Linked DNA regions of Homo sapiens: all the other regions are linked to region 1. A link is an interaction called in ENCODE POLR2A ChIA-PET data of the cell type or tissue named here. Cell type or tissue: OCI-LY7. All regions are shown on one strand. Each heading gives the region's core, and the rest is flanking DNA. Links, peaks and the distances in the headings are about the cores only. Region 1 overlaps ARHGAP24 (Rho GTPase activating protein 24). Region 2 overlaps ARHGAP24 (Rho GTPase activating protein 24). Region 3 overlaps ARHGAP24 (Rho GTPase activating protein 24).

What was found. ChIA-PET counts read pairs that join two places held together with the same protein. Peaks named below come from ENCODE experiments on the same cell type or tissue, not always from the same donor. Only the 100,000 strongest peaks of a DNase experiment are listed, where the experiment ranks them.
Region 2: POLR2A ChIA-PET joins it to region 1 with 6 read pairs; 2 of 35 experiments call an interaction of 5 or more read pairs at or near these places.
Region 3: POLR2A ChIA-PET joins it to region 1 with 7 read pairs; 1 of 35 experiments calls an interaction of 5 or more read pairs at or near these places.

The regions. Positions count from the first base shown.
Region 1 is chr4:85,655,934-85,666,497 of GRCh38, forward strand. All of the region lies in intron 2 of ARHGAP24 (Rho GTPase activating protein 24), which reads left to right. It overlaps LOC105377319 (a long non-coding RNA gene), which reads left to right. Exons shown (of 3, transcript XR_938955.4): 3 at 3,115-3,528. Among named protein-coding and RNA genes, the nearest start is that of MIR4451, 61 kb to the right of the region's middle. In OCI-LY7, for the core only: CTCF peaks have their summits at 3,335 and 3,545; DNase peaks (open chromatin) are centred at 3,328, 4,078 and 4,998; H3K4me3 peaks cover 1,979 bases; H3K27ac peaks cover 3,033 bases.
Region 2 is chr4:85,488,982-85,499,545 of GRCh38, forward strand. The region is part of intron 1 of ARHGAP24 (Rho GTPase activating protein 24); the gene reads left to right. Among named protein-coding and RNA genes, the nearest start is that of ARHGAP24, 19 kb to the left of the region's middle. RefSeq lists an enhancer at 9,421-9,470. In OCI-LY7, for the core only: no CTCF peak of the experiment used is centred there; no DNase peak of the experiment used is centred there.
Region 3 is chr4:85,772,335-85,782,898 of GRCh38, forward strand. All of the region lies in intron 3 of ARHGAP24 (Rho GTPase activating protein 24), which reads left to right. Among named protein-coding and RNA genes, the nearest start is that of MIR4451, 55 kb to the left of the region's middle. RefSeq lists an enhancer at 1,452-1,992. In OCI-LY7, for the core only: no CTCF peak of the experiment used is centred there; DNase peaks (open chromatin) are centred at 6,157, 6,597 and 7,077; H3K4me3 peaks cover 1,514 bases; H3K27ac peaks cover 1,918 bases.

The DNA of each region.
Region 1 (10,564 bases), core at 2,311-7,310:
AATAAAGCAGTTTTATTCAGCAACTGATAAGTCACCTTTTTATTGGGTTGCTTCCAGTAGAATTAATATGCTATTTCCTTAACTGGCAAATAAATTAAACTTGCAAATTTCAATTTTAAAATTTGCCTACAGCTATTGCAACTTGCATGGCCACTTATAATCCTATATTCTTGGATCAAAGTATATTTTGTAAATTATTTACTTTTAGTAACAGAAGGTGGTAACCATAACACAGAACTATTTAATTTTCTTTAGAGACAATTCTGAAATGTATTTAAAAACACTGGCTTCTATAAAATGAAAAGATAAAACAATTTGTGGAACCACTGAATTTGAAATTAAAATTTGACAATGTAAATGACATTTTATGAAAGTGAGATTCGTATTTTACCAACATTAAGCTGAAACATTTCAGCTTAAAAGTATTTTGACACATGTAAGAGCAGAAAGATAAAGTAATATAATTTTAATTCTAATATGATAGGACTTTAGAATCAATTAGTGTATCTTATATGAGTGATTTAATAAAGCTTTGTTTGTTTGTTTGTGTTTTGAGACAGAGTCTCGCTCTGTCACCAGACTGGAGTGCAGTGGCGTGATCTTGGCTTACTGCAAACTTCGCCTCCTGAGTTCAAGCGATTCTCCTGCCTCAGTCTCCCAAGTAGCTGGGATTACAAGCGTGTGGCACCATGACCAGCTAATTTTTGTATTTTTAGTAGAGACAGGGTTTTACCATGTTGGCCAGGATGGTCTCGATCTCCTGACCTCGTGATCCACCCGCCTCAGCCTCCCAAAGTGCTGGGATTACAGGTGTGAGCCACCACGCCTGGCCAATAAAGCTTATTTTTAAGTAATCAGCTTTAAAAAAAAAATACAAGCATGATAATAATGATTTTTGGCCATATTTAACCATGGCTATCATATGGGTCACACTGTAGTGGCTTTACTAACAGTGTTGTTTAACTTCGCTCCTTTCAGAGTTCCTTGAAACTATTCTTGGCTGGAGTGTAAGCTGCTTTAAAAAAAATGTTTACAGCAAATTATGTAGAATAGTGAAAAATAGAGTCAAAATTAAAAAGTAAATAAATTATAAAAATGTAACATTGCAATGGTGTTTTGGAACAATTTTCTATTGACTGAAACAAGGAAATAATTTTTGTCTCGTTTTTATTTTATTCTCATTGTTTTCAGACATAAGAATTGATGGATTTTGTTTTCTCCTTAGCCTTATTTTATTTTTTCTGGGCTATAAATTTCTTCATCTCCCCAAGCCTTAACTTTTGTGGCTGTACAATTGGGAGAAGAATTTCTTGGAACTTATTAGAATTGTGTTTTAATAATGTGCTATCTGCCAAACACACTGAAACCTTTGGATGAAAGTTAATGTATTCTGAATGGTCTACTTTGTTCTTCCCTTTTAGTTTCATAACTAAAGTTTGAACCTTTAGTTTCATAACTTAAAGTTTCATAACTTTAAGAAGGATTTTTTTTCAAATACAAGAGAAAAATTTTCTTCCTCTTTTAACCTGTCTCAGAACTTGTGAGCTGAAATTAACAGAAAATCTTTAATATCTAGCCAGCAATGACACTTGACTGTGTTTCTAAAGGAATAGAGAGGGAAAATGGTCAAAACAGAGTAGTTTCTAGAAAACTTCGTGTCAGCTTGCTCTCCCATGGAGACAGGGTATTAGGCAAATTAATAACTTTATCCTCCAGGCACTTTTGCAAGGGAATAACATTTTCATTTGTTTGGCAAAATGCAAACATTGCCGGGGTAGATGATAACTACAAAATAAAAATTTTATGAAATGCCACAACTCCAATTATTGTTATTATTTTGAGACAGGGTCTCATTCTGTCAGCCAGGCTGGAGTGCAGCGGCACTATCTCAGCTCACTGCAAACTCTGCCTCCCGGGTTCAAGTGATTCTTTCACCTCAGCCTCCCGAATAGCTGGGGCCACAGGTGCGTGCCACCATGCCTAGCTAATTTTTGTATTTTTAGTGGAGATGAAGTTTTGCCATGTTGGCCAGGCTGGTCTCAAATTCCTGGCCTCAAGTGATCTGCCCCCCTCGGCTTCCCAAGATGCTGGGATTACAGGAGTCAGCCATTGTGCCCGGCCTCCAGTTATTTAATTATTCTTCATTTACAATTGCATTCTCATTGGTCAATTTGTTAAGACCTTTTTTTCAGTCTGACAAAAGAAGGAACAAACTCTTTTTCTCTCCATTAATGTTGAATAAAGTATCTATAAACTACATTTTCAATAATTAGAAGAGCTAAAATCATCACATTTGGGACCCTGGGATCTGCCTTCCCACTTCATTTTTTCTCTGTAATCAATGCAAAATTATTCAATTTAAAGGAATATGTAGCGGATCATTTTTGGAAATTTATTACTTTAGACCCTGAGACAAACCTTTTTTCATAAAAACCAATTAAAAGAGCTTCTCAGAATTTTTTTTAACCTTTTGCTTAAAAAATTGCTCTAGTAAAAAGTGCTATTTTTAACCTGTTGTTTGTGGTACAAAGTAGAAATATTTTCATAAATATTATTTGATCTCCAGCTTCTTATACTGAAATTCTGCTCTGACTGTAGGATCAAGTACACAGTAAGCACTCAATAAATACTTGCTTTGCTTTGATCATCTGAATGTAAAAGTATCTTTTATGTGGGGCTGAATTAGGTCTAGCCAACATTTAGACTAATTTTACCACGACTGTCTTCATAGTAATATTAGCGTGTTTTCACACAGTATAGTCATGAATATGGACCATGGGGAATCACTCAAGCCATTTTTTCTCACTTTTAGAGTAGTTTATAATGTGTTGATAGTATGTCTGGCTGGTTTGTTGGGAATAGGATGTACATGGCCAAATGTGGAAGCAAGGAGACAGGATAGGGGTCCTTGGAGTAATCCAGAATTTGAATCAAGCAGCTTGGGTCAAGGTGAGAGCAGCAGAGGTATAAGAAGTTCTTGTATTTTCAGTCTGTTCTGAAGCAGAGCTGATAGGATTTGCTGAGAGATTTATGTGGGATGTGACAGAGAGAGAGCCAAGTCCGTAGTAACTCTGAGACAGTGCCTCTTAACTGAAGGTGATTTTTCTCTCCCAGGAATATTTGACAACGTCTGGAGACAGTGTCTGGCTTGTCACAGTTGGGGAAGATACCACAGATATCTCGTGGGTAGAAGCCGGGGTGCAGTTAAATATCCTATGAAGCATATAATGCTGTTCTCTACAACAAAGAATTGTCTGACGTTGCTGAAGTTAAGAAACTCTGGACCAAGGTTTTTGGCCTGAACAGAGGAAAGAATGATGCTACCAGTAACAGAATGAGGGCGCTGCTAGTGCAGTATAGTTTGCAAAAAGGAAACCAGAGTTCTGTCTTTTTGAAGTGCCTATCAGATTTTCAAGGCCAATGTCAAATATTACAATATCATAAAGTAAAAATAAGATTAAAGTTTATCTGTTGTTAAATTAATGTTTAAATAATTCCTTTAGAAATTAAATTTCTATAAAATGGAAATTGTGTCTCAAAATATTCCTGTGTTATCTACAAGGCCTAACATAGCTTCTGGTATTTCAACATATATAAAAAAGTATGAATATAGCGGCCATATTAATGTTCTCCTCCCTAGTTCTATTACACTATTTGGAATGATATAATTTTAGTCTTAGAAATAGAAAATTATCTCCCTTCATTTTGATGAACACATTATATAATTAAAGTACACATAAGGGTTGTAATTACTATGTTTCCTAATATATTATAGTTCTTTCATCTCCTCAGTCTGCTTTTTGTGAAGAGGACTTTTTCAGGGTAGAAGAATGACTCAGTAATGAGAAAAAGGGGAAATTATGTTAAGTCTTTCTTCTTTTCATTCCTCCCCTATTCTGGATCCAGGGGTAGTACCACACACTTCCCCAAGCAGCATTTCTGATAACTTAGAATATCCTTATGAAGCCATCTCTAAAAAAATAATAGGTTTCTTTCCATTCGTTCTCTGAAATAGCCTCCTTTAAGTCTAGAGTGCCTGCAGCTGAACAAGCAGCTACCAGTGCAGTAGGACTTGTTGCTAGGGGGAGTTGCCCTTATCACTTCTCATCTAAACTCGGTGGGTTATGTGGAAAAAACGGCATGTGCTTAACTTCAGATTTTAAAGTCTTTTAACTTTGCAGTTGAGTGCCTTCAATTGAATTTCTTAATTAACTTTTAAGTTATGACTGTCTCTTATTCCCTCCTTACCTATATTGAAGGAGCCAATCAGTAAATACCTAAGTCCTGCCTGCCCGCCGTGAAGCAAGGAAAATGTACTTGCTAATGATTGAATTAATTCTCACACTTTAGTTAATATTGACCAATATTTCTTGGATTTTATTTCCAAAATGACTTTCTTTTTTTCTTGAAATACTGTTTTAAAAGTAGCTTTAAAATGTATCCTCCATGTAAGTATAACAAAACAGAGTGATTTATTCACAGCTACTTGTTTCAATAATGCAGATGTTCAGGGCTACAGTACTCAAATAGTGAGACTCAGGGAAGGGAGAGGAATTGGCTGAATTAATTTAAAAGAAAATCTGGCCGAGCACTGTGGATCACACCTGTAATCCCAGCACTTTGGGAGGCTGAGGCAGGTGGATCACGAGGTCAGGAGTTTGAGACCATCCTGGACAACATGGTGAAAGCCCATCTCTACTAAAAATGCAGAAATTAGCTGGGCATGGTGGCACATGCCTGTAATCCCAGCTACTCAGGAGGCTGAGGCAGGAGAATCCCTTGACCCAGGGAGTAGGAGGTTGCAGTGAGCTGAGATCGCGCCACAGCACTCTAGCCTGGTGACAGAGAGAGACTCCGTCTCAAAAAAAAAAAAAAAAAAAAAAATCTGTAGATGGGGATTGTTTAGAGAGCTGCTGGTAGACATAACCTTTCATTATTTTTAGAGTTTCAATTTGTAGCCGATTTGGTATTTTGAGACTTTCAGTTCATCTTCACTTACACCACTTTCATTAAAACTTCAGAAACAGAAATAGCCACAGGCAAACACTTTGAAGCATGCATCTTCCTTTTCTTATTTCTTACTAAGATATCTAAATTCAGACATTTGACCAGTAACATTGCAAAGATGATTCATATGTGTTACAAACTTAGAAAAGTCATTAGGAACATACTCAGATTTTGCTGTAAACATGTTTTGTTATAAAAGTGATGTGGGTGATTTTGCTTCTGCAGTTGAATGCAGTGAGTGGTTACTGTCAGAAACACAAAATACAGATTGTGACTGGTTAACAATCAGCCGATAAAAAAAGTAGCTTAGTTAACTGAAATTACATTAATTGGAGAATGAATCTAAGAAACCATAGAAGGAGCAGGACAACCCAATTTCCAGCATTATTCTGGTTTATCTTTTTCTCTGAGTGGTGAAAACAAAATACGTCGTAGGCTCAAATCTATTACAGTTTGTTTATTGTCAAGTCTTCATATGGTCCTCCATTATTTTGTTATTCTAGGCTTGCAAATTTTCAAAAACAATAAGGTATGTGAAAGTTTTATTTAAGTTAACAAATGTATAGCTTCTGCCTAACTTTTTTTTTTAATTATACTTTAAGTTTTAGGGTACATGTGCACATTGTGCAGGTTAGTTACATATGTATACATGTGCCATGCTGGTGTGCTGCACCCATTAACTGGTCATTTAGCATTAGGTATATCTCCTAATGCTATCCCTCCCCCCTTCCCCCACCCCACAACAGTCCCCAGAGTGTGATGTTCCCCTTCCTGTGTCCATGTGTTCTCATTGTTGAATTCCCACCTATGAGTGAGAGCATGCGGTGTTTGGTTTTTTGTCCTTGTGATAGTTTACTGAGAATGATGATTTCCAATTTCATCCATGTCCCTACAAAGGACATGAACTCATCATTTTTTATGGCTGCATAGAATTCCATGGTGTATATGTGCCACATTTTCTTAATCCAGTCTATCCTTATTGGACATTTGGGTTGGTTCCAAGTCTTTGCTATTGTGAATAGTGCAGCAGTAAACATACGTGTGCATGTGTCTTTATAGCAGCATGATTTGTAGTCCTTTGGGTATATACCCAGTAATGGGTTGGTTGGTCAAGTGGTATTTCTACTTCTAGATCCCTGAGGAATCGCCACACTGACTTCCACAAGGGTTGAACTAGTTTACAGTCCCACCAACAGTGTAAAAGTGTTCCTATTTCTCCACATCCTCTCCAGCACCTGTTGTTTCCTGACTTTCTAATGATTGCCATTCTAACTGGTGTGAGATGGTATTTCATTGTGGTTTTGATTTGCATTTCTCTGATGGCCAGTGATGGTGAGCATTTTTTCATGTGTTTTTTGGCTGCATAAATGTCTTCTTTTGAGAAGTGTCTGTTGATATCCTTCACCCACTTTTTGATGGGGTTGTTTGTTTTTTTATTGTAAATTTGTTTGAGTTCATTGTAGATTTTGGATATTATCCCTTTGTCAGATGAGTTCGTTGCGAAAATTTTCTCCCATTTTGTAGGTTGCCTTTTCACTCTGATGGTAGTTTCTTTTGCTGTGCAGAAGCTCTTTAGTTTAATTAGATCCCATTTGTCAATTTTGTCTTTTTTTGCCATTGCTTTTGGTGTTTTAGACATGAAGTCCTTGCCCATGCCTATGTCCTGAATGGTATTGCCTAGGTTTTCTTCTAGGGTTTTTATGGTTTTAGGTCTAACGTTTAAGTCTTTAATCCATCTTGAATTAATTTTTGTATAAGGTGTAAGGAAGGGATCCAGTTTCAGCTTTCTACATATGGCCAGCCAGTTTTCCCAGCACCATTTATTAAACAGGGAATCCTCTCCCCATTGCTTGTTTTTCTCAGGTTTGTCAAAGATCAGATAGTTGTAGATATGCGGCGTTATTTCTGAGGGCTCTGTTCTCTTCCATTGACCTATACCTCTGTTTAGGTACCAGTACCATGCTGTTTTGGTTACTGTAGCTTTGTAGTATAGTTTGAAGTCAGGTAGCGTGATGCCTCCAGCTTTGTTCTTTTGGCTTAGGATTGACTTGGTGATGCGGGCTCTTTTTTGGTTCCATATGAACTTTAAAGTAGTTTTTTCCAATTCTCTAAAGAAAGTCATTGGTAGCTTGATGGGGATGGCATTGAATCTATAAATTACCTCGGGCAGTGTGGCCATTTTCACGATATTGATTCTTCCTACCCATGAGCATGGAATGTTCTTCCATTTGTTTGTATCCTCTTTTATTTCATTGAGCAGTGGTTTGTAGTTCTCCTTGAAGAGGTCCTTCACGTCCCTTGTAAGTTGGACTCCTAGGTATTTTATTCTCTTTGAAGCAATTGTGAATGGGAGTTCACTCATGATTTGGCTCTCTGTTTGTTTGTTATTGGTGTATAAGAATGCTTGTGATTTTTGTACATTGATTTTGTATCCTGAGACTTTGCTGAAGTTGCTTATCAGCTTAAGGAGATTGTGGGCTGAGACAATGGGGTTTCCTAGATATACAATCATGTCATCTGCAAACAGGGACAATTTGACTTCCTCATTTCCTAATTGAATACCCTTGATTTCCTTCTCCTGCCTAATTGCCCTGGCCAGAACTTCCAACACTATGTTGAATAGGAGTGGTGAGAGAGGGCATCCCTGTCTTGTGCCAGTTTTCAAAGGGAATGCTTCCAGTTTTTGCCCATTCAGTATGATATTGGCTGTGGGTTTGTCATAGATAGCTCTTATTATTTTGAGATATGTCCCATCAATATCTAATTTATTGAGAGTTTTTAGCATGAAGGGTTGTTGAATTTTGTCAAAGGCTTTTTCTGCATCTATTGAGATACTCATGTGGTTTTTGTCTTTGGTTCTGTTTATATGCTGGATTACATTTATTGATTTGTGTATATTGAACCAGCCTTGCATCCCAGGGATGAAGCCCACTTGATCATGGTGGATAAGCTTTTTGATGTGCTGCTGGATTCAGTTTGCCAGTATTTTATTGAGGATTTTTGTATCAATGTTCATCAAGGATATTGGTCTAAAATTCTCTTTTTTGATTTTGTCTCTGCCCAGGTTTGGTATCAGGATGATGCTGGCCTCATAAAATGAGTTAGGGAGGATTCCCTATTGATTGGAATAGTTTCAGAAGGAATGGTACCAGTTCCTCCTTGTACCTCTGGTAGAATTCGGCTGTGAATCCATCTGGTCCTGGACTCTTTTTTGTTGGTAAGCTATTGATTATTGCCACAATTTCAGAGCCTGTTATTGGTCTATTCAGAGATTCAACTTCTTCCTGGTTTAGTCTTGGGAGAGTGTATGTGTCGAGGAATTTATCCATTTCTTCTGGATTTTCTAGTTTATTTGCGTAGAGGTGTTTGTAGTATTCTCTGATGATAGTTTGTATTTCTTTGGGATTGGTGGTGATATCCCCTTTATCATTTTTCATTGTGTCTATTTGATTCTTCTCTCTTTTCTTCTGTATTAGTCTTGCTAGCAGTCTATCAATTTTGTTGATCCTTTCAAAAAACCAGCCCCTGGATTCATTAATTTTTTGAAGGGTTTTTTTGTGTCTCTATTTCCTTCAGTTCTGCTCTGATTTTAGTTATTTCTTGCCTTCTGCTAGCTTTTGAATGTGTTTGCTCTTGCTTTTCTAGTTCTTTTAATTGTGATGTTAGGGTGTCAATTTTGGATCTTTCCTGCTTTCTCTTGTGGGCATTTAGTGCTATAAATTTCCCTCTACACACTGCTTTGAATGCGTCCCAGAGATTCTGGTATGTTGTGTCTTTGTTCTCGTTGGTTTCAAAGAACATCTTTATTTCTGCCTTCATTTCGTTATGTACCCAGTAGTCATTCAGGAGCAGGTTGTTCAGTTTCCACGTAGCTGAGCAGTTTTGAGTGAGTTTCTTAATCCTGAGTTCTAGTTTGATTGCACTGTGGTCTGAGAGACAGTTTGTTATAATTTCTGATCTTTTACATTTGCTGAGGAGAGCTTTGCTTCCAACTATGTGGTCAATTTTGGAATAGGTGTGGTATGGTGCTGAAAAAAAACATATATTCTATTGATTTGGGTTGGAGAGTTCTGTCGATGTCTATTAGGTCCCCTTGGTGCAGAGCTGAGTTCAATTCCTGGATATCCTTGTTAACTTTCTGTCTCGTTTTTCTGTCTAATGTTGACAGTGGGGTGTTAAAGTCTCCCATTATTATTGTGTGGGAGTCTAAGTTTCTTTGTAGGTCACTAAGGACTTGCTTTATGAATCTGAGTGCTCCTGTATTGGGTGCATATATATTTAGGATAGTTAGCTCTTCTTGTTGAATTGATCCCTTTACCATTATGTAATGGCCTTCTTTGTCTCTTTTGATCTTTGTTGGTTTAAAGTCTGTTTTATCAGAGACTAGGATTGCAACCCCTGCCTTTTTTTGTTTTCCATCTGCTTGGTAGATCTTCCTCCATCCTTTTATTTTCAGCCTATGTGTGTCTCTGCACGTGAGATGGGTATCCTGAATACAGCACACTGATGGGTCTTGACTCCTTATCCAATTTGCCAGTCTGTGTCTTTTAATTGGAGCATTTAGTCCATTTACATTTAAAGTTAATATTGTGATGTGTGAATTTGATCCTGTCATTATGATGTTAGCTGGTTATTTTGCTCGTTAGTTGATGCAGTTTCTTCCTAGCCTCGATGGTCTTTACAATTTGGCTTGATTTTGCAGCGGCTGGTACCGGTTTTTCCTTTCCATGTTTAGTGCTTCCTTCAGGAGCTCTTTTAGGGCAGGCCTGGTGGTGACAAAAATCTCTCAGCATTTGCTTGTCTGTAAAGGATTTTATTTCTCCTTCACTTATGAAGCTTAGTTTGGCTGGATATGAAATTCTGGGTTGAAAATTCTTTTCTTTAAGAATGTTGAATATTGGCCCCCACTCTCTTCTGGCTTGTAGGGTTTCTGCCAAGAGATCTGCTGTTAGTCTGATGGGCTTCCCTTTGTGGGTAACCTGACCTTTCTCTCTGGCTGCCCTTAACATTTTTTCCTTCATTTCAACTTTGGTGAATCTGACAATTATGTGTCTTGAAGTTTCACTTCTTGAGGAGTATCTTTGTGGCCTTCTCTGTATTTCCTGAATCTGAATTTTGGCCTGCCTTGCTAGATTGGGGAAGTTCTCCTGGATAATATCCTGCAGAGTGTTTTCCAACTTGGTTCCATTCTGCCCATCACTTTCAAGTACACCAATCAGATGTAGATTTGGTCTTTTCACATAGTCCTGTATTTCTTGGAGGCTTTGTTCGTTTGTTTTTATTCTTTTTTCTCTAAACTTCCCTTCTCGCTTCATTTCATTCATTTCATCTTCCATCACTGATACCCTTTCTTCCAGTTGATCGCATCGGCTCCTGAGGCTTCTGCATTCTTCACGTAGTTCTCAAGCTCCTGTAAGCACTTCTCTGTATTGGTTATTCTAGTTATACATTTGTCTAAATTTTTTTCAAAATTTTTAACTTCTTTGCCTTTGGTTTGAATTTCCTCCTGTAGCTCAGAGTAATTTTGATCGTCTGAAGCCTTCTTCTCTCAACTCGT
Region 2 (10,564 bases), core at 3,708-8,707, 170 kb before region 1:
TTTTAAGCTAATTCCTTCTACATTCCTTGTAATAATATTAATTATGTTTGAACCCATTTAAAGTAAATTGAATATTCTCCACACTGTAGATTTTCAATTAATTCAGCCTTCAAACCACATCAGAATTGTACATTATTTTATGATCTTCATGTGCCTGAAAAACAACAAATAAGTCTGATGGCATTTAACACTTAAGAGATTTCATGCAGAAAGTAAAAATAAAAACGAAAAATAACGGGTTAATCTCTTTAAGCACTGCCTTGACCAGTCAAATAATCACTGAAGGTGAGTGAGAGAATGGATGAGGAGAGAAAAAGAGGATTCAGCTCATGATGACTGCTGTGCAAATCTGAGAAACAGGGAGAGTTGTTTCTGTGCAGGGCTTTTATTATCTCTCTGTTTGCAGTCCCATCCTTGACTGTTTAATTTGTGGAACATTCCAGGGAGTATCCTTAGCTTCCCTGACATGAGCCTGAGACTGGGACTTGATGACTCAGAGGGACTCCTTTCTTAAACAGGAGAGGTCAAATAGAGCCAGTTGGCCCTGCAGCTCATGGCTCAGCTGGGTGAGACAGACTCTTCATCTGGAGCAAGGTGAGCCCTTTGTGCAGCTGAGCTGTGGGGTGCCAGAGAATGCTGCTCCACAAACCTTTGCAGGAAGCTTTGAAAAATATAGGATGTGGTCTCAGAAACACTGGGTTATTTCTGTAGCTCAAAAGAAAGAATACTAAATACTTAGATTTCCTTCCGACATTTGCTCATGGCTCAATGGTGTCCCTTCTGGGACTGTGCTTCTGATATATATTTCCAAGCAAGAATAGGACAGCAGTGGCTTGTGAGGGTTAGAACTTACTTGTTTAGCAAGTAACACTCGGACCAAATAAGGAGCAATAATAATAGTGGCATGTTTTTACTGCTGTTTTCTGTTAGTTTGATGTAACGAAGATTTTCTTAATCTCTTAGAAATAGCCATTAAGTAAAATAAAATTATATTGAACTATTTGATGGAAATGCCAAGCAATTAGTGTATGACATCATTTATGAGCTGTATTATTAATGTGAAATGCTAGAATAATTCAGCAAGAGTAAATGACATGCAAAGGTCATATTACCATGGGCCTGGAGGGGGCAGAAATGGGAGGGAGAGGGAGAATAAATATATATGTCATGTTAAGGTAGAATGTGATAAAATTACTGGTGATATTTTGTATTAGCCTGAGATATGCTGAATTACAGTTGGTGATGCTTTTTGTCAAGGTAGTTAGGGAACAGGTCTAGTGATTGCTTACAAGATTAGAGATTGATTCCTGATACCAATGTTGACCCATAAATTGTAGCTAGAACAATTTAAGACTGTGTTTACAGGCTTGGAGGCAGTCAGCAGAGGCCTCTGGTTCATAGGAACCAGGTTATATTTTGCCTTAAATCTGAGCTTTGCTTTGAAATAAAGATATTAGATGCTTTTTCTTGAGTTGGTAGTTCTTTTGCTTTGCAATTTCCTGGTATTCCATTGTTAAATTACAATTCTCTTTAGAATTCATTCACACATGAACCAGTTTACCCTTTCTGAATTTCGTGCCATAATTGATTTTAATAAGAGGCAGGGAAGCATCATTATTGTCTGACCATTAAGAATTATAGTTAAACAATCAAGCCATGGAACATTTGTTTGGGAGCTTTGAGGAAGGTTTTAATTAGCCCTAGCTCTTATTAGAATGATGCATTTACCTCTTGCAGGTCTATGAATTTAGCACTTTTTGTTTGTGGTGAATTAGTGGCCAGTGACTAGTATTTGATGGAATCAAAAAGATTTGTTATTTTGCCCCAAAACAGAGCTTGTATGACCAGACATTATAAAAGCCTTGATAATTGTAGAATTTATTAATAAAAATTTTCCCCACAGGGACCACTCAATATAATTCCAAATATCTCAGATTTTTCTCATCTTCATATGTTTATTCCAACACAAATGCTTCTTTCTGCAAACTCCTATTTGCCTTTGCTTAATATAATAGGTTTGTTTAGTTTTACATTCTCCTGTTATTTAAGCAAGATTGAATCTTTTTTTCCACCTGCAATTGGTATTTATAAGGGTCATACAAAACTTGTTACTTTAGGTTGATCAATTACCTTATTATCTTGTTTTGTCCCCTTGGAGGTTATGACAAAATGGTGCATAATACCAAATGTCTTGTAATTCATCACATAAAAATAATGTAATTTTAAGTTGATAACTTTTTCATAATTAATGATTGGTTTTAGATCATAATTTTTTAGCTTATTGATGGCTAATGTGGTACATTCTTCCATTTAAAGTAAGCCCTTAAGAAAAATAACAATTTTGTTATCTCTCATTTCCTCTGCTAATTTTTGTGTTTAACTTTAAATATCAAATTCAGAAATATAATTATAAAAATAAGTAACAGAAACTGTTCTATTCTGGTATTAATTGCCACTTACTGTTCTTGGACTTTTTCAATTATTTTAATTAATAAATCAGCTAGGCTGTATTTCAACTTGGACATTATCCAGAAATCACCTTGGGTCTGTTTAACACACACACACACACAGCTGTGTGGAAACCAGGCTGGAGGGAGCAATTATGCTGAGTAGGAGTCCCAAGAGGGGTTCTGTGTGCACTAGGTACTTCCTGGGGACTTGGAACTGATGGTTTTTATCTAGGCTGTTGCCCTGAATCTATACTTGTTTCTTAGCCCAAGGAGGGCTCTGGCCAGAGTACTGTCAACCAAGTGTCTTGTGATGAGAACCTCTAATGCCTCTGGGTGTCTGGAGTGCTATCTCATTGAATTAGCCTCAAGTTGAACTCCCTTAGAAGTTTCAGCTGCTTCATGTTCTGAATTCTAATGAATTTGAAACTATACTGAGCAGGTGACAGCTGTGAGTGAGGGACCACATCACCAGCTTATTTACTTTTATTCTAATTCAAAGTGATAGGCCCCTTCCTCTTTGAAGTTAAATGTCTTGTTTCTATTCTTTCTCTAACCACTTTTTTGTCTTTTGTCTTTCTTCCATTTTGGTTCTTTTTATTTCCTCTCTCTCTTCCTCGCCATTCCCTCTTCCTCCCGTATTTCCTCCCTCTTCCCTCCTCCCTCCTTCCCTCCCTTCCTTCCTTCTTCTGTTCTTTGCCTTTTCTCTTTATTACCCTAGAACCTTGTCATATCAGTTTCCTCTAAGGACCAAACTTTCTTATGATCTTTTTCTTCCTCTATTCCTTCTTCTTATTATTACTGGTCATGGTGTTTATTGGCCCTCTTTCTTCTTCAGTTACACATTTCCAGGATGTGCTATCCTGGTCGATATCTTCGTTTCTTTTGGACTCCAAAGCCATGGACTAAATATTTCACTTTAATTGTTCAAAACTGCTTGAATGAACTGTTGTATAATTATTATTAGCTCCTCCTTTCTACTCCTATCCTCATAAAGCTTTTATGGAAATGTAAAACCAGATAAGCAGCTGGTTTGATAAATATTACTGTGATAATGGATTCAAAAAAGCCTATATTTAAAGAGTCAGTCTGCTCTAACATTCACTAACAGTGCCAAGCCACTTAAAACATTTTTTTAAATGGGGATAATTGCCAAACGGGATAACATGGCTGAAAACATTTCATGTTACAAATGATACTTATTGCTACTGAGATTTACTATCAAAGAGAGTCACTATTCAGTGTCACAGGACATTTCAAAATCTATATTTTATTTTTTTAACTTTTTATTTCAAAATAATTTGAAACATAAAAAATTGCAAAATGTATTCCCATATAACCTTTTCTAAATGTTAGCATTTTAGAGTTATCAAAACCAGAAAATTAACACTGATAAAATACTATTAACTAATCTGTAGTTGTTATTCAAATTTCATCAGTTATCTCACCAATGTCCTTTTTCTAGAGTAAGAGACAAACCGAAATCATACACAACATTTATTTGTCATGTCTCTTAGTTTCCTCCAATCTGGGTAGTCTTTCCGTATCTTACGAGATCTTGACACTTTTGAAGTCTAGTGACCAGGTATTTTGGAGAATGTCTCTCACTTTGTGTTCTGATAATAAAAGTCAGGTTGTACATTTTTGGCAAGAGTACCATAGAATTAGGGCTGTCCCCTTCTCAGTGCATCATATCAGGAAGCGCATGATGTCAATTTGTCTAAATACTACTGATGTTAACTCCAATTATTCATTCTAGGCTGGCCAGGTTTCTCTACTATAAAGTTGCTAGTTTACTTTCTGTAACTAATAAGCATTATGTGGAGAGATACTATGTAAATGACCAGTTTTTTCTATCATACTTTCAGCTATGAATTTTGTACTCATTGATCATTCTTGCCTGAAACAGTTGTCACTATGGTGTTTGCCAAATGGCGATTTTCTATCTTCATAATTCCTTCTACCATTATTAGTTAAAATTCTTCTACGCGGAAGTTTTCCCTTACCCCCCACTTACTTACTTTCAATTATTTATGTATATCAGTATGGACTCGTGGGTATCTGTTTCATTCTGTGAGCTATAATCCATTACAACTGATATTTATTTTGTTGCTCAAATTGTCCACATTTGACCATTGGAAGCCCTTTAAGTTGGCTCTTGTGCCCTTTCTTCATATCACCATCATTTTTGAACATTCTTCTTTTCTGGTACCACAAGACACTCTAGGCTCTTCTTGTACTCCATTTGATCCAGCCCATGAGTCAATCATTTTCTAAAGACACCAGATTTCTGTTATTAAAGAATAGAATTTAGAAACCAAAAATCTGGGTGTTACTTGTGCTTATTCACAAAAGAACGTATCTCCTTTTTTCTACAGTCTATTTACTTATTTGCTTAAATCTTCCATACACATAAAGTACTTTCAGAATTGTTCATCCATACTTCTGTGAAAAATATTTACTAACAAGAGTACAATATTTAGCCTTAGAATATAGGGTCAAAACGCTTTATTTCCTAAGTTACTTTTCTTCTCTTCCTCATCGTGAAAAATTTTGTGCTTTGACCTACAAGGAAAACTATGGTGACTTCATGTTGACCTGAATATTTACATACTTAAGTGAGTTGTCTACAAATCAAGGTTGTATTTTTTAATAGACTGATTTTAATACTTGCTTTGTTGTTGATATGAAAATGAAGCCTCATATTTCTATCATGTTTTCTTTTTTTTCTTTATTTCTTCTAAAAAAATGGTATGGATATGCAGAACGTGCAGCTTTGTTACATACGTATACATGTGCCATGGTGATTTGCTGCACCTACTGACCCATCCTCTAACTTCCCTCCCCTCACACCCCATCCCCCAACATCGTGTGTGTGGTTCCCCTCTCTGTGTCCATGTGTTCTCATTGTTCAACACCCACTTAATGAGTGAGAACATACAGTGTTTGGTTTTCTGTTCCTGTGTTATATGTAACATTATTATACATTTTTTTTTTACTCTTTTAATATCTTTAATATTGGCCAAGGCGGGTGGAACACGAGGTCAAGAGATCGAGACCATCCTGGCCAACATGGTGAAACCACGTCTCTACTAAAAATACAAAAATTAGCTGGGCGTGGTGGAGCCTGTAGTCTCAGCTACCCGGGAGGCTGAGGCAGGAGAACAGCTTGAACCCAGGAAGTGGAGGTTGCAGTGAGCCAAGATTGCACCATTGCACTCCAGCCTGGTGACAGAACGAGACTCTGTCTCAAAAAAAAAAATAAAAAATAAAAAAAATTAAGTCTGTCATGTAGGAAATAAAATAACAGAAAATAGCCTTCTTTCAAGTTTCTGTAACGGAATACAAGATAAAACTTCATGAAAACTCTCAAGAAAAAGAGTGACCTGGCCGGGCGCGATGGCTCACGCCTGTAATCCCAGCACTTTGGGAGGCCAAGGTGGGGAGATCATGAGGTCAGGAGTTCGAGACCAGTCTGGCCAACATAGTGAAACTCCGTCTCTAATAAAAATACAAGAAATTAGCTGGGCGGGGTGGCGGGCGCCTGTAGTCCCAGCTACTCGAGAGGCTGAGGTAGAATGGCATGAACCCGGGAGGCGGAGCTTGCAGTGAGCCGAGATCGCGCCACTGCACTCCAGCCCAGGCGACAGTGCGAGACTCCGTCTCAAAAAAAAAAAAAAAAAAAAGAGTGACCTGAGCCAAAAATGACCCTCCACTTTTACAAACCATTTTGTCTTCCTGAAAGACATGACCTATAAATGACCGAGTATGAACAGTATCTTTACACTTCTTTCTTTCCTTGATTTGTTTCCGGGTTTCAGCGAAGAGGTAAAGGGTCAGAAGGAAGAGAGCGGCTAGTAGAAGCTGAAAAGGGGAGAAGTAGGCCAAGTCAAGTAAGTACAGAAGTACAGAATTTTTTTTTTTTTTTTTTTTTTTTTTTGAGATGGAGTCTCACTCTGTTGCCCAGGCTGGAGTGTAGTGGCGCGATCTCGGCTCACTGCAAGCCTTGCCTCCCGGGTTCATGCCATTGTCCTGCCTCAGCCTCCCGAGTAGCTGGGACTACAGGCGCCCGCCACCACGCCCAGCTAATTTTTTTATATTTTTAGTAGAGACGGGTTTTCACCGTGTTAGCCAGGATGGGTCTCAATCTCCTTACCTGGTGATCCGCCCGCCTCGGCCGCCCAAAGTGCTGGGATTACAGGCGTGAGCCACCGTGCCTGGCCCAGAAAAATTTTACTATTATTAATCAGGAATTACAGGATATGAGGGGAGATTGACTACTAGTAGTGTGTCTATTTTTAACAGTGTATCAGAATGTAATACTCTACAGCATGGCAGGCGTTGAAAGCATTTTCTGATGCCTACATAGAAGTAGACAGAGGCATGAGAGTGATTCAGTGCTCAGCTGTCTCTCCTTAGCTGTAATTTATGACTGTCAGCATTATTTCTCTTGGATAGTGAAAGAAAATTTTAATCCTTTTATAGTATCACATATTTTATAGAATTTGTTTGTGTCTCATTTTGACTTTGTAGCTCCCCAAACCCTAGAGAACATGGGAAGTAGTTAGCCTACTGTTATCTTTGTTGTGAGATTTTCATCTTTTATCATAAATAGAATAGCGAACTCTTTCTTTCAGTGAAGCACTCTTCCTCCTAGTCACACTTAGTGATTACAAAGTTCTGTTTTCTTTTATACAAATGCCAACATTTTTGTAACTTCTTGGCTTATGAAGAGTGAGTGTTTAGAGTTACCGGGAACCATGAAAAGGAAGATACCACCGGTGTTTATTTACTGAGATTTAATAAGAGAGTCATCAATATGGCATTTTCACCCTTTTCCTGCCGAAATCTGGGAGAGCTTTTGGTTGCATGTGCCTTTCAGGCTTAGCATTTGTAAAACAGAAACAGCTTGTGAGTTTTACCATAGGACAGGGCTTTCAGCAGAAATAGGTCTATCACAGTTACTGTGAATATGTGCACAGGAATCCTTGCTATGGTGGGAATGTTTGTTTGTTTACTTTTCATAACCAACAGCAAACAACTCTTCTCTGAAGAAATATATTTCTCCTCTGACTTTTGAGAAGATTTTAACGTTTTGCATGATGTGTAGATCACCTTTTGACCACAAATATATGTCACATCACATTGGACAGGTTTCAAATCACAACCGTGAAGTTCAACAGCATACTGATAAAAATGGCCATGCAACACTGTGAAGATTAACATGTAGCAAGCTCCCGGGTATATTAAGTGGTAATAATAAAAAAGGCAGAGTCTTAGGTGCCCCATAGTTCATGGTTTGCACCACATTTTCACACGAGTTTTGTAGATGTCTAACTACGGACACTAGCACCCATACTTTGGTGACAGGTCAAAAACCTTTTGGGAAATTAATATTACCCAAATGTGTTTTGGTGAAAGTCTATCCTTTCTGAGAAAAGTCCCGCCAACAAAATACAGAGAAATGAGTATGAAATTTAGGAATGAACCAAAAAAAAGTCATTTTGTGATGTTTACAAGTGGACAAGGAAGGAAGTCATTTTGGGCAAAGGGAACCCACATGCAAAGCCGTGTTATGAGAATATTGGATATTTGGCAAATGCCCCGAGTTTAGTGTGAATTTGTACACTGTTGATAAAGAGGAAGGAATGGAATCAGGAAATATGAAACGGTTAAAACGATTAAACTTGGTGACTAATAGAAGTAGTAAAGAAGAAAGGATTGGAAATATCCCAACCAACTGAGCTTATTAGTCACAGATGTTGGTGAATAAATCCCACCATGCCCCATCCATTCCTGACAAGCCCAATCAGGGTACAAAATCATGTGCTTTGGTGAGACCTAGAGATAAAGTTTCATGTCTCAGCTCTGTCAAAGTACTCTGTGTAACACTGGGAAAACAACTTCTGTGAGCTTTAAATTCAGCGTCTAGAAAATAATACTTATTTCTCAGAAATTTTGTAAAGATTAATTGTGGGAGAGAAGTCACTTTGAAATAATTATATAAATGCAAAATATATTATCTTCTTGTCCACTGCTACTAATTGTCAACATTAAAAATGTATATCTGCAAAATCAGTTCTTCTATGCTAAATTAAGAAATGCAGCACCGGCCAGGCACAGTGGCTCATGCCTGTAATTCCAGCAATTTGGGAGGCTGAGGCAGGTGGATCTCCTGAGGTCTGGAGATGGAGACCAGCCTGACCAACCTGGTAAAACCCTATTTCTACTAAAAATACAAATTAGCTGGACGTGGTGGTGCAGGCCTATAATCCTAGCTAAATGAGAGAATGAGGCAGGAGAATTGCTTGAACCCAGGAGGTGGAGGTTGCGGTGAGCCAAGATCGTGCCATTGCACTCCAGTCTGGGTGACAAGACCAAAACTCAGTCTGGAAAAAAACAAAAGAAAGAAAGAAAAGGAAAAGAAATGCAGCACCATGTCCCTAACTTTTTAGTTTTACTGTTGTAACAGTCTTTGAACACACGGCAGTTTTGCCAGGTTTGGGTCTCCCTCGGTGTTCAATTTCCTTCTCCAACTTGTAAATTTCTATTCTAAATAAAACAAGAGGTAATTATGGTTGAGTTCCTTTTTCTCTTAAGTTGGTTAATAAAAAGTGTAGAGTCCTTTATGCAAGTAAAATAAATGCACAAGCTAATAGTTTATTTTCTTTTCTTTGGTAACAAGAACAAGGAGATTTTTGTGAGGAAACAAAATACTTGTTTGCCAAGAATTTGTGATAATGTGTCAAAGGTGACTAATATCTTGAATCTCATCCAGACACCTACTACAGGGGAATTAAGGACACAGTAAAATAATGGCCATCTTATACCTGGGTTGGCTCCTAACATCAAATTATGATGTGGCTTGTGGACTAGGGAGCTGGGCCTGGCCATGCTAGCTTTGTGTGTGCTTTCCTTGCTCCTTTAAGCCAACACTAGAGAGAAAGCAGACTGAATAGTTGTGTTGCTATCTTCTCTGTGACCTACTTACTTTGGTATTCTAAATTTTTCAATTATATTAATGGAAAAAGGAGGAGAGCCCTAGAAGAGAGTGACCTGTGCCCTGTTTGTGAGCTCAGCCTCGTGCTGAACAGCCCTAACTCCCTGCCCCAAATGGGGAAATCCACGGGCCTGTGTAGATGTCTTGGCCACAAGGAAGTGAGGAGACCACAGGCCCGTGTAGTCATCTTAGCCACAAGGAAGTGAAGAGACTAAAGACAGTCTTTCTCTCCTAAAGCCTAGAGAAGAATTAGAATCGTGGGGAATTGATCCCAGGAATCTAGATTCTAACAGATTGCTCGAGTGAGCCTTCTCTACACTAAACTTCAAGAATATTTATGAAAAATTTCACCATCTTGTATGATACTTGTATTAGTAAATTAAATGTAGCTGTTAATAATCAGTAAGCACTTATCCATACTTCTAAGAAAATGAAAGTTCCCTCTAAAAGGAAAGGAACAAATTGAGAACTTATTATTTTCAAATATTGTCATACATTTATTTTTTCTTTTATTTGCTTCAGACAACTTAGAATTTCACTGTATAAACTAGTGTCATCCATGAGATTAGAGAAGAAACCTCACAGTTAAGCTCCTCTCATTTATTCCACAGCTTATTCTTATTTATAATCAGCTTGTTGTTGTTTGCTTCGTAGTTATTACTAAGTGGTTATCACTTTCATTAGACCTTGCTTAGAATGTCTTCGAATTTAAATCAGATATATTATTTTAGAGTGAGAACATATACCAACATTTGAAAGAATATATAAATATGTATTTGGTAATGGCAGCATTGCTAAAATAAATGTATGACCTTCTAAGTGACTGGTCTAAAAAGGGCATTGATGATAGGTTTAGTTCATATTAGAATTTCAAGCCTCTAGTTTTATAAACAATCTCTCTATTTGATTTCAATGTTAATGAAATACTCTGCTTTAGAATCATTCAGAAGATAGCATATACTATCACTAGCAAGCATTCACATGGCTTTAAGTGGGAGAGAAATACTAGAGGAAAACTAGAAAGCCTTTATCACCACTTCGTTTCCTGTTTTCCTCTTGTCTTTGGTGACGATTCAAGGTCTAAATATTTGAAGCTATGAAAAATTAAGAATATTCT
Region 3 (10,564 bases), core at 3,077-8,076, 120 kb after region 1:
GACAGTAAGGTATAGGGTCATCCACAGGGGGTATAAAATATGTTAGAGAAGGAATTTTCCTATTCCAACTTTAAAACAAATCTCGGCATTTTCTCTTGTTTGAGCTGTATCTGCCCCTTTCTGTATTCAATGTCTTAGTTTTACCTCTTGCCTTCCTAGATTCATTGAAACTGAGTTAGCCTTCAAACTCCATGTAGCTCAAAACTCAATATTTGACTTGATGGAACTAGGGTATCTGCCAAGTTGACTTTCATTCTCGTTTCCACTGGCTGTCCTAGTATAGTGTGTGAATAAGTCTTCCAGACATGAAGATAATTAGATTATCAAGAGGAATTTGATGAAAGATTTGTACTTTGCAAAGTAGCTAAACATGTAGTTCCATAGAAACCATGCAAATACAATTGTTTATGTATTGAATCTCATATTTGGACATGCTGATGCCTAGGAAACCTAATTTTCTGCCCATGAAATTTCCTAAGATATTGCCAAATTATATTCTAAACAATGTCTTTGAGTCTAGTCACCCAATGTCCAAGTTTTGAAAATGTCCAAAATGTATGCTGCCCTCAAAGAGACAGGCAGTTTAGTATAAAGTATATGCGCCTCATAGACAGATGAATGTGATTTCAAATTGTGCGATCAGTCTTTTCAGTTATATGCCTCAGTTTCCTCGTCTGCAAATAGAATGTATGAAAAATGTCTTTTACATAATCAATTCTTATAAAATACCACTGATATTTTTCTGTAATTATTATATGGAGATATTGGAGTAAGTTTGCCTTCTAACATCTTCCTACCTGTAGTAATTTTAAAATATACTTTAGGGCCATCTCTCTCTTTCTCTCTGTCCTTCATGCCTAATTTCAGACTATCACAGTATCTTACTTATACATAGAAATGTCATAGTCCTTTAGACGACCTGTCCCAGAATTTTCTCTTCACTTAGTATTCTAAAACCATAATATCTCTTATTTAAAATCTTTCAATGGATACCCATTTCCTTGAGGATAAAAACCAAATTCCTGAGCCTGGCTTTTGCCTGTCTTCCTTTCTGCATACTTTATCCATCAGTCTTGGTTTTTCATTCCACATGCCAGCTCTATATAACTACTTGAAGTAACCCAAGTGTACTCTATCTCCTACTTGGAATGTTAATCCTCTCCTTCTGCATTCAAATTGTATTTTGGTTCTATCTCCTCAAGGCAGCCTTCCTTGGTTACTTCCTGTCTTGATTCCCTGCTGCTTCCATGCTCTCCTGTAAAGCAGTGCTTACCTCCACAATAGTCTGTAAATGTCTCCCACCTCCATTTCTGAGGCAAGAGTTAGTCTTCTTCTTTGTACCCAAGCATTTGGCACATTATATGGGCTCAACAAATATAGGCACGTCAATAAATTCAAGGAAGAAGAAAAGAATTTTTACTTTATTTTCCTGGGGAAATTTCTATTCTGAATAAGAAATATTATCATCAATGAGATAACAAGAAATTATTACAAAAACTTCATAACCTAGCACAAGGCCTTGTCCACAGAGACAATTAATAAATATTTTAGCTTTGATCCACTAATGAAATAAATGCCACTTATATATGTAGATTAATGTATAGTCAATACAATAGGAAAAGAGCACTTTTTGTTTTAATGACTTTGAATGAAGTTATTTGCCTCTGAGTGACACCAGTGCTCAGGCAAGAAATTCCCTCTCCCTGGTTGTCCTGGAAGGAGGGCTGTCATGGCACTTAGGGAAAGCCATTCTCTTCCTAACAAAGAATCACCCTCTCCCTATCTTGCTGTCACATGGCCACCTCTCTGATGTGGCCGTACTTGAAGTGTAGTGAGCCAGTCACATTATCCAACAATATGTTTGAGTCCCAGGACCCAGAGAGGCTGACTCACTAGAACAGGTAATTAGGAAGCAGTAGGACATGAGACAGGAGAGGAAATCTAATTTACAGCTCACTGGAGGGCTCTGAAAGAGTGTGCAGCAGAGCTTGGATGGGAGATTTAATTATCTTTGAGCTCACCTCTCCAAAATTATTTGGTCTCCCTCCTTTTCATTTAGAAAACATATGTTGCAAATGCAAAGATTTAGCCTTTGCTCGCAAGAGTTGGCAGGTGAGGGCAACTTCTTAAAACCACCTGGAAAGGATAGAATTAGCTCTAGGCTATCTGCTGTTTCAATAAGAAAAACTACTGCAGCATTCAGGAAATGAAAGAGATTTCCGGAAGCTCTTAGGACCTCTAGCAAATGTAATCACATATCTAGTTAGGTACATATATCCACAGACGATATTCTGGCAAGTCAAGATATTATCTGGCCTTTGTGTTAATACAATTCGAAAGGTTACAGGTATCTTATGTAGATACAACTACTTAGGGCCCAGCTGGGGCTCTTTCCTCATTTCCTGTCATTCCTAGCTGCTGGAGCCAAGGGGAGATTTGCAGTGTTAAGTCAATTGCAGAAGTAGATTAGATTTTGCCTTCATGTTTATGGACTTAAGTTAGATGTTTGTTGACAGAAGAATAGTAGCTCATGCAGAAAGTATAATTAATTCATTAAAGAAATATTTGTCAAATGCCTGTTTTATACTAGATACTGTTCTGAACACTAAGAGCAATGTGGTTCAAAAAGCCTAAATCTTAGGTTTCTAATCTTATTTATATATCGTGATATCTTTCTGATTTGATAAAACTTATTCTAGAGGAGACATAGCAAACATGGTTCAACTGACTACTAAAATGGATAATAAGTAAGGAAGAACAAAAGATCATTTCAGACATGGAAAGGGCTATGAAAGAAAATTAAAATGGGGAAATGGGATAGAGGGTATATGTGGGTGGGAGGATGCTTAACCAGAGTGGTCGGGAAATCTTCTTTCTGAGGAGGTGGCATTTGGTAGCATCATCCTGAATGATGAGAAGATCATTCTGTGAAAATATGAGGGAGGAGCATCCCACACAGATGTGATAGCAGGTTAGGAAATTCGGTAGGTGTATTAGTCCATTTTCATGCTGCTGATAAAGACTTACCTGAGACTGGGTAATTTATAAAGAAAAAGAGGTTTAATGGACTCACAGTTCCATTGGCTAGGGAGGCCTCACAATCATGACGGAAGGTTAAAGGCACATCTTACATGGCAGCAGGCAAGATAGAATGAGAACCAAGTGAAAGGGGTTCCCCCTTATAAAACCATCAGATCTCGTGAGACTTGTTCACTACCATGAGAACAGTATGGGGGAAACTGTCCCCATGATTCAGTTATCTCCCACTGGGTCCCTCCCACAACACCTGGGAATTATGGAGCTACAATTCAAGATGAGATTTGGTTGGGGACACAGCCAAACCATATCAGTAGGAAAGATAAACTGAAGCTAAATCATGTAGTACATAGGAGGCCATGGTTAGGCATTTGGATTTATACTGAGGGCAATGGGAGATTGTAGTAGGGCTGAAGCAGGGGAATTATGGGAAATCACTGGACAATGCAAAGCAAGAGAATAATGGAAAACCACTGGAAGGAATGAAGGAGAGTAATCATGGGAAATTGTTCAACAGTGAAGCAGGGGAATGATGGGAAAGATGAGAAATCATGGGTATAAGGAGGGGAATGATGATTCTGGTTCTCTGAGGAGAATGAACTGTGAGAGGTGTACGTATGTGCTGGAATTGGCTTAAGAGAGTTGATGCTTGAGATTTTTATGTGTGTCAGTTTCTTAAAACTGTTAAAAACTTCCATGCATGAAATCTGCCCCCAAGCATAGAATATTAGAATCTAGTAGCTGTTCATGCAGTCACTACCCTTCACTGCTATCACCAAAGAGCTCTCTGGGATTTCTTAGTAAAAGCCTTCTTCTAGTGTTACTATAAACCTGAAAACTGAGAGGAGGAGATCAAGAGTTAGAGAATTCCGACTGCCTTGCCTGTGTTAATATAGCCTGCCCTGGAGTTCACCTCTGCTGGAAATATTTCTTCCATCAGTGAAATTCAACACCACAGGGCAAATCTTCAAAATACAGTGAGTATTCCCCACTAAACTACACTAGTATTCTGAAATTCAGAGCATTCCCAGAGTAGGGCAACCTGGAGTGTGTCCCAGGACCCTAAATAGAGCAGAACACCAGTTTTAAAAATGGTTGCAAAAATGTTGTGCCGTTTTAGATTGTATTGGATCACATATTGACAGCACATGCTTCCCTTCCAATGGGTAGAGATGAGCCATTCCATGGATTTTGAAGTAGGTTTGAAGGCCAATTTCCTATTGCTTTCACTGGTCACCAAAATTGCTAGTTCCTTCTTTGTTTAGCCTATTTTAGGAGACTTTGGTTCTTGAATTCAATACCCATAATCTATTGTCTATGGCTCAGCCCACTCCTGTTCTAAACAATCTGTGACTTCTCTTCACTCTTTCCTTCCTTCCTGCAGCCATTTAACCCTCTGAATCACCTTGACTCATTCCATGTAAAACTCTATGTCTCCTCAAGGCCTATTACCTTACAAGGTCTTACTCATATTTCCTTCCTGCTCTTTCTAATGGACTAAAGGTAAAACTGTCAATATCGAAAGTAAAGCTTAAGAAGTAAAAGGAAAATACAGAATATTTTTAGCAAATGCAAGTAATATGTATCAATGTGTCCAACTCTTGTCACATTTGACATATTAATGTTGCTTAACCTTTGCATAGGGCTCAAACAGACATAATCAAATGAGAATAAAAGGAAAATAAGATGCTGTCATTGTGTCAAAAACCATGGTTTTCCAAAATTTCTTTCTCAACATTTCTGTTTTGAATCTCAGTTGCTTATTTGTCAGCATTAGAAAAGTGCTATCATACCCATTAATTTCTCAACATTTTGGAAAATGTGTTCCAGAAAATCTAATTGTCATTTTAAATATTAATTACATTTTATAATTATTTGGTCATAAGCATACTGCTTCCTGCCAAAGAACAGGGCAAGAGTAGATGCCTTAAAAGTAGACGAGAAATATTAAAACCAAACAGTGCATTTCTGAATTAAAGAATAGGTAACAGTTTGAAAATAGGCCTTGAATGATCTGAGCATTTCTCATTGTGTCTTGGAATTGCAAAGTGTAAAGAAGATTTTGCTTTAAAATTTAAGGAGCCAGATCAAATGGAAAGATTAATAGTGGCCAGAGTGATTTCAGTGTGGGCCACTTCATATTTTGGTTTACTTGATCTGGGCAGGATGTTTTAAGATTGGAGCAACCCAATCGATAGGATATAAAGAAATCAAGGACACATGTTTGAAGTGTGAGAATGAATACAGAAGTAGTCATAGAGAATTGACCTTACTTCCCATGCAAACCCTTTGATTTTATTTGAAAATTCCCTACTTTTCTAAGGAAGCTATTGCTTGTCTGTTACACTATTTCACGTGGGAGGGATGAGATAGATCTTATGAATGTTCGATAAATATTTGTTAAATAAGTGAATGAATGAATGAATACATTTCAAAAAGGTAATTTTAAAAATTATTATAATAAGCACATCACTCTTTCAGTTAGAAAAACATAATTTATTCACCAATAAATAGGAAATACATGAAAGACACCAATGAAAATTGTTATGTTGCTTCTCTGTTTTATTTAACAAATTATACAATCAACAATAATCAAAACCAAATGTGTGTATTCAAAAAATCTTGATAGATTGAAAGTGGGGATTTGTGATAATAGCAAATGTGTGTCTAGTTTAAGAGCCGTGGAGTAGTATCACTGATACTAGGTAGAACACTTATTCTGCCACCTGTCACAGCACCATGCCTTACTGAAGCAGTACTCTGTAAGGACTAATAAATGTTAGCATCCCTTGAAACATGGCAGCTCCTGAGTTGTAAAAATATTCTGGACAATCAGCAAAGGAAAAGATTATTTCCTAATATACAAAGAAATTGGAGATTAAAGGGAAAGTTTCAATATTAAGGATTTTAAATCCAAAGGAAATGTTTTCTCTGAGACAGTTCTCACATCCTAATTGTGTTACTGCTCCCTGCCAATTCCTTTGCTTATTATGCAAGGATATAGAGGAAAAGGCAAACTATTTCCCCTCAGGTATGTTAGTGTAGTGGAAAAAGCATTGAAGCAGGAGTTGTGAAACCTGGTTATTTGTTAACTGTGGCACTAACTAGCCGTGTGAGTGACCTTATACAAATCATATTTTTCTCTGGGTTTCACTTCCCTTATCTACAAAATGGGTTCACCCGGCTAAATTATATTTAAGGTCCTGATGAGCTTTCTATGATTCCTATTTCTTATTTTGTTTTGTTTTGTTTCTAAATGCTCAAATACTACATTATTTAAGGTATATTTCCTTGTAGGTTTTTTTTCCCCTCTCTGTCTCTTTCTTCAATATATGGGATGGGAGGATACTGACTAAGTCTGAGAAGGAGGAGAAAGAAAATTAGCTACAGGAAGAGTTTATATCCCCTTCTACAAGAAAACTTAAATATAGCTACCACCGCTTTGAAAGGAATGGTTTGTGTCCAAACAGCATTTTCCAGACAAGCTCTGTACTTTTTTGCCAAAAGAATTAACTTTAAACTGAAGGCAGTGGACAGTTAAACAAGAGTCGGCACTGGGAACAGCTGTGCGTAGACCAGACCAGTGACTTATAAGGTACTGTTTTTACTCATTTAAATCTTCAGGGTTCATTTGTTTTGGGGACAAGTATTTAGTGGTCATTTGACCTTTTTTTCCTCCCTCTTCACCTCTATTTTGAGAGAAAATATACCCTTGAAAATATTTTAGCTTTTTAACTGTATTATTTTCTGGCTGTTGATATTTGAAACTACTCGGATTTTGCTTTGTTTTGTTAGTGTTTTTAGGAACCAGATGATTGTTGCTGTTGTTTTATTTTAAAGCTTAGTTTAGGTTTGTTTCTTTGTTGTATCTTGTCATGTGTGGTTTTTGTGTTTTATTGCTTGTGTTGGATAAAGATAAATATACTTTAGCATTACAAAATGTACAGAATGTTCTTGACTGGGCAGGAGGGGGAGCTTAATGAATCTTCAACTTGAAATATAGAACTAATATGGAGCCAATCAGACAAGAGAACCTGGGCAGGGCAGTCTAGGCACTTTAACTGATTCAGTCAAGGCTCACTAAACTCATCACAGCTTGGTAGATCTGACCTGGGAAACACAGTTATTTTGAATTGGGGTTTTTGCCTCCAGTTTGCTTCTATATTTAGCTGTTAATTTTAATCCTTCCTTCTCTTTATTCATTATTTTTTAAAAAAATTCTAATAAGCCTACTTTTCTTTTTTTAATGAAGCTTATCTTAGTGTAAGCTCATTCACCTTAATGGAGGAACATTTCTAAGAAGAGTGAAATTTTCAAAAAGATTTCAAGTCACCGATCCATAGAGGGTCTTCCAGAGCAGAAGGGGAATAGCCCAATGCGGCACAGAAAAAAATCCCTGTGTACCCTAGCATTCCAGGTGTCACTCTTTCCCCGAGGCCCTGGCTAGCTGGTATATAATATTTGCTGCTGGCCAATAAAACAACAATGGAGAACATTAAGGGTTTCAATATATGTGAATTTTCCATAAAGTGAAGTTTAAAAAGTAAACTTTTACCACTGAAAACTTGAAAAGCTTTTCAAAGAATTTAGCCACTTGTGGATCATTCTCTTCATGAGATCCACTATATGTTTTGAGCTCTCTCTGGAGGGGACTAAATGCAATTTAATGTTCCCTTAATTTCTCAGTATTACTCATGGATACATATTATAGAATTTTTCTATAATGCAGTAATACATTGCATGGTATATAAGGCTATTAATTCTTAGATCAAATGGTCACATAATCACTGTTTATTTTTTATTTTTTAGTTTTATTTTTTTGAGATGGAGTCTTGCTCTGTCGCCCAGGCTGGAGTGCAATGGCACGCTCTTGGCTCACTGCAACCTCCACCTCCTGGATTCAAGTGATTCTCCTGCCTCAGCCTCCAGAGTAGCTGGGATTACAGGGGCCTGCCACCATGCCTGGCTAATTTTTGTAATTTTGGTAGAGATGGGGTTTCACCATGTTGGCCACGCTGGTCTTGAACTGCTGACCTCATGATCCACCCACCTCGGCCTCCCAAAGTGCTGGGATTACAAACGTGAGCCACTGCGCCCAGCCTTTTTTTAATTCTTGTATTATTTTTATAGGACTTTTTTTTTCCTCCTGTGTCCACCTTCCATATTGAAGAGTGACTTCTTTACTTACTGGTGTAGACAGTTTGCATATCTCTAATAACTTCCTTCAACCTCAACAACCTCTTCATGATTATTTTGTGCTGGGAGCAAGAACACCAGAAAATGAACAAGTTTATAAAAAATTATGGACGAATAAGAGGCAATAACTTTATCTGAGGGTCCAAGAGATTCTCTTATGAGAAACGTGCATGTGCCAAAGGACATAGACACAGTGACATCTATTTTGGGTGCTCAGGAGACACTTGGCTTGTGTCCAAGTTCTTAGTTGTGTTCTGTAGTAGAGGTTGCCATGGAAGTAGTTCTGGAATAAGTAATGTGTTACTGCATCTTATACAGAAAGTGTGGTTTGTTCTTTTTATAAAGTTACTGGAGGTGTGTGTCAAGGAATCAGTGACTAAACAAATCCCAAGAGGCATACCTAATATTAATCAAGCACTAAGTGTTTTATTTTAGTCCCATTCACAATCACGCTGTTCACATGCATGTCTAGCTGGGAAACAGCATAATAATGCTTTGTAGGAAAGAGAGAAAAGGAAAAAAATATTCATTTTCTGGTTTATTCAATTCTTCTGTGTGGAGATTATGCTTAAGAAAACAATGAATAAGGCAAGATTTATTTTCTCAGTGATTTTTCTGATTTCTTGAATGGCTTTCTAACTTACAAGTTCTTTTAAGCTGAAAAACACTACAAAGCAATTTTATAAACCATGTACAATGAATTAGTAGCACAATATATGACAATATGTGTTTTCTTCTAATATTTTTATATTGTGCATTTTAGAGCAAAACGAATCACTGATTTCTCAAAGATCTTGAAAATGATAGTAGTCACTTTTATTAATCTCACTCTACAAAAGAAAAAAACTGGATATATTACATACATTTATTAAGCTATAAGCTGAGTCCAGGGCAATTCTATGTTTCAACTTTAATTAGATTCCTTGGCTAAATACTTGATCATTTAACTTTATTTGGAATCACATTGTGAAGACTTTTGTATTAGAAGCTCATTTTTCTTTAATTTTTAAAAAAATACAAGTTTCACCTAGTCACTGTAGAAATTTTTCCTAAGTGTTAAAGCATCAGATGGTGTATATGACAAACTTTTCTGTTTGAAACAATGAATTAGAGACTGGCTTTTGTCTGCAATAATGAATTTGGGATATGCATATGTTTGTTAACTTTGTCTAAAACAATTCTCTAGGCCAGGCATGGTGATTCACACCTGTAATCCCAGCACTTTGGGAGGCCAAGGCGGACGAATCACTTGAGGTCAGGAGTTCGAGGGCAGCCTGGCCAACATGGTGAAACCCCATCTCTACTACAAAAAATAAAAAAATTAGCCAGGCACGGTGGCGCATGTCTGTAATCCCAGCTACCCGGGAGGCTGAGGTAGGAGCATCACTGCAACCTGGTAGGCGGAGGTTTCAGTGAGCCGAGATCACACCACTGCACTCCAATATGGGCAACAGAGTGAGATTCTATCTCAAAAAAAAAAAAAAAGAAAAAAAAAAGAAAAAAAAAACAATTGTCTAGAAATTGTGCTTATTTTTGCTTCCTACCTTCAGTTAGGTGGCATGACTTATTTTAAAATGAAATGTTATTCCAATTGAAACACCGCTGTTTTAAACTGAAAATATGCTATGTTAAGTCAATTCAGTAAAGCTTTTCCTCACTTGACTCCTCTTTCATTTTAATCGAAATTTAATTTTCGTGTTCATACCTAAATAGGAAATTCGACATACTAAAGAATATGTATTTTAAATTTAGAACTTTTGTACCATAAGACCTAAATTTAAAATTCCTGAAATGTCAGTGTCATTTTGAATACACGCTTAGGAAGACTTCGATTTAGAAAGATACTTTTCAAACCTGGAAAAGGAAACAACCATTTAAATGAATTAATGCATGTTAGCATTCACTGATAACACCTTATAAGGGTGCTTCTTAGTACAACCTTATGAGAATTCTCCAGAAGCCTCAGAATTCAGCCCCTTATAAACTAGAATTCAGTGAGCAAGATTTATGTTTCCCAAGGAACTGTCAAGCTTAGTGCTTTTGATTGTGTTCAGGGAAGAGAAGATATTGAGATTTCTGAAGTTGTTGAACAGAGAAAGAGATAAATGCTTTGTTCTTTGAAAAATCCACATTTAGTTCATTTTCAATTACAATCTCCCAGGGAAAAAAGATACTCAAACTGACTCAAGTATGTTCCTACATATTGGCCTTTGTTTAACATATTAAATTGGAGCTTCTGGACAGTTGAAGAGGTAATATGAATCCAAGGTTCTTTTTGTATTAATACATCTTAATCATGAAATAAATGTTTGTTGAATGACTATTACTTTCA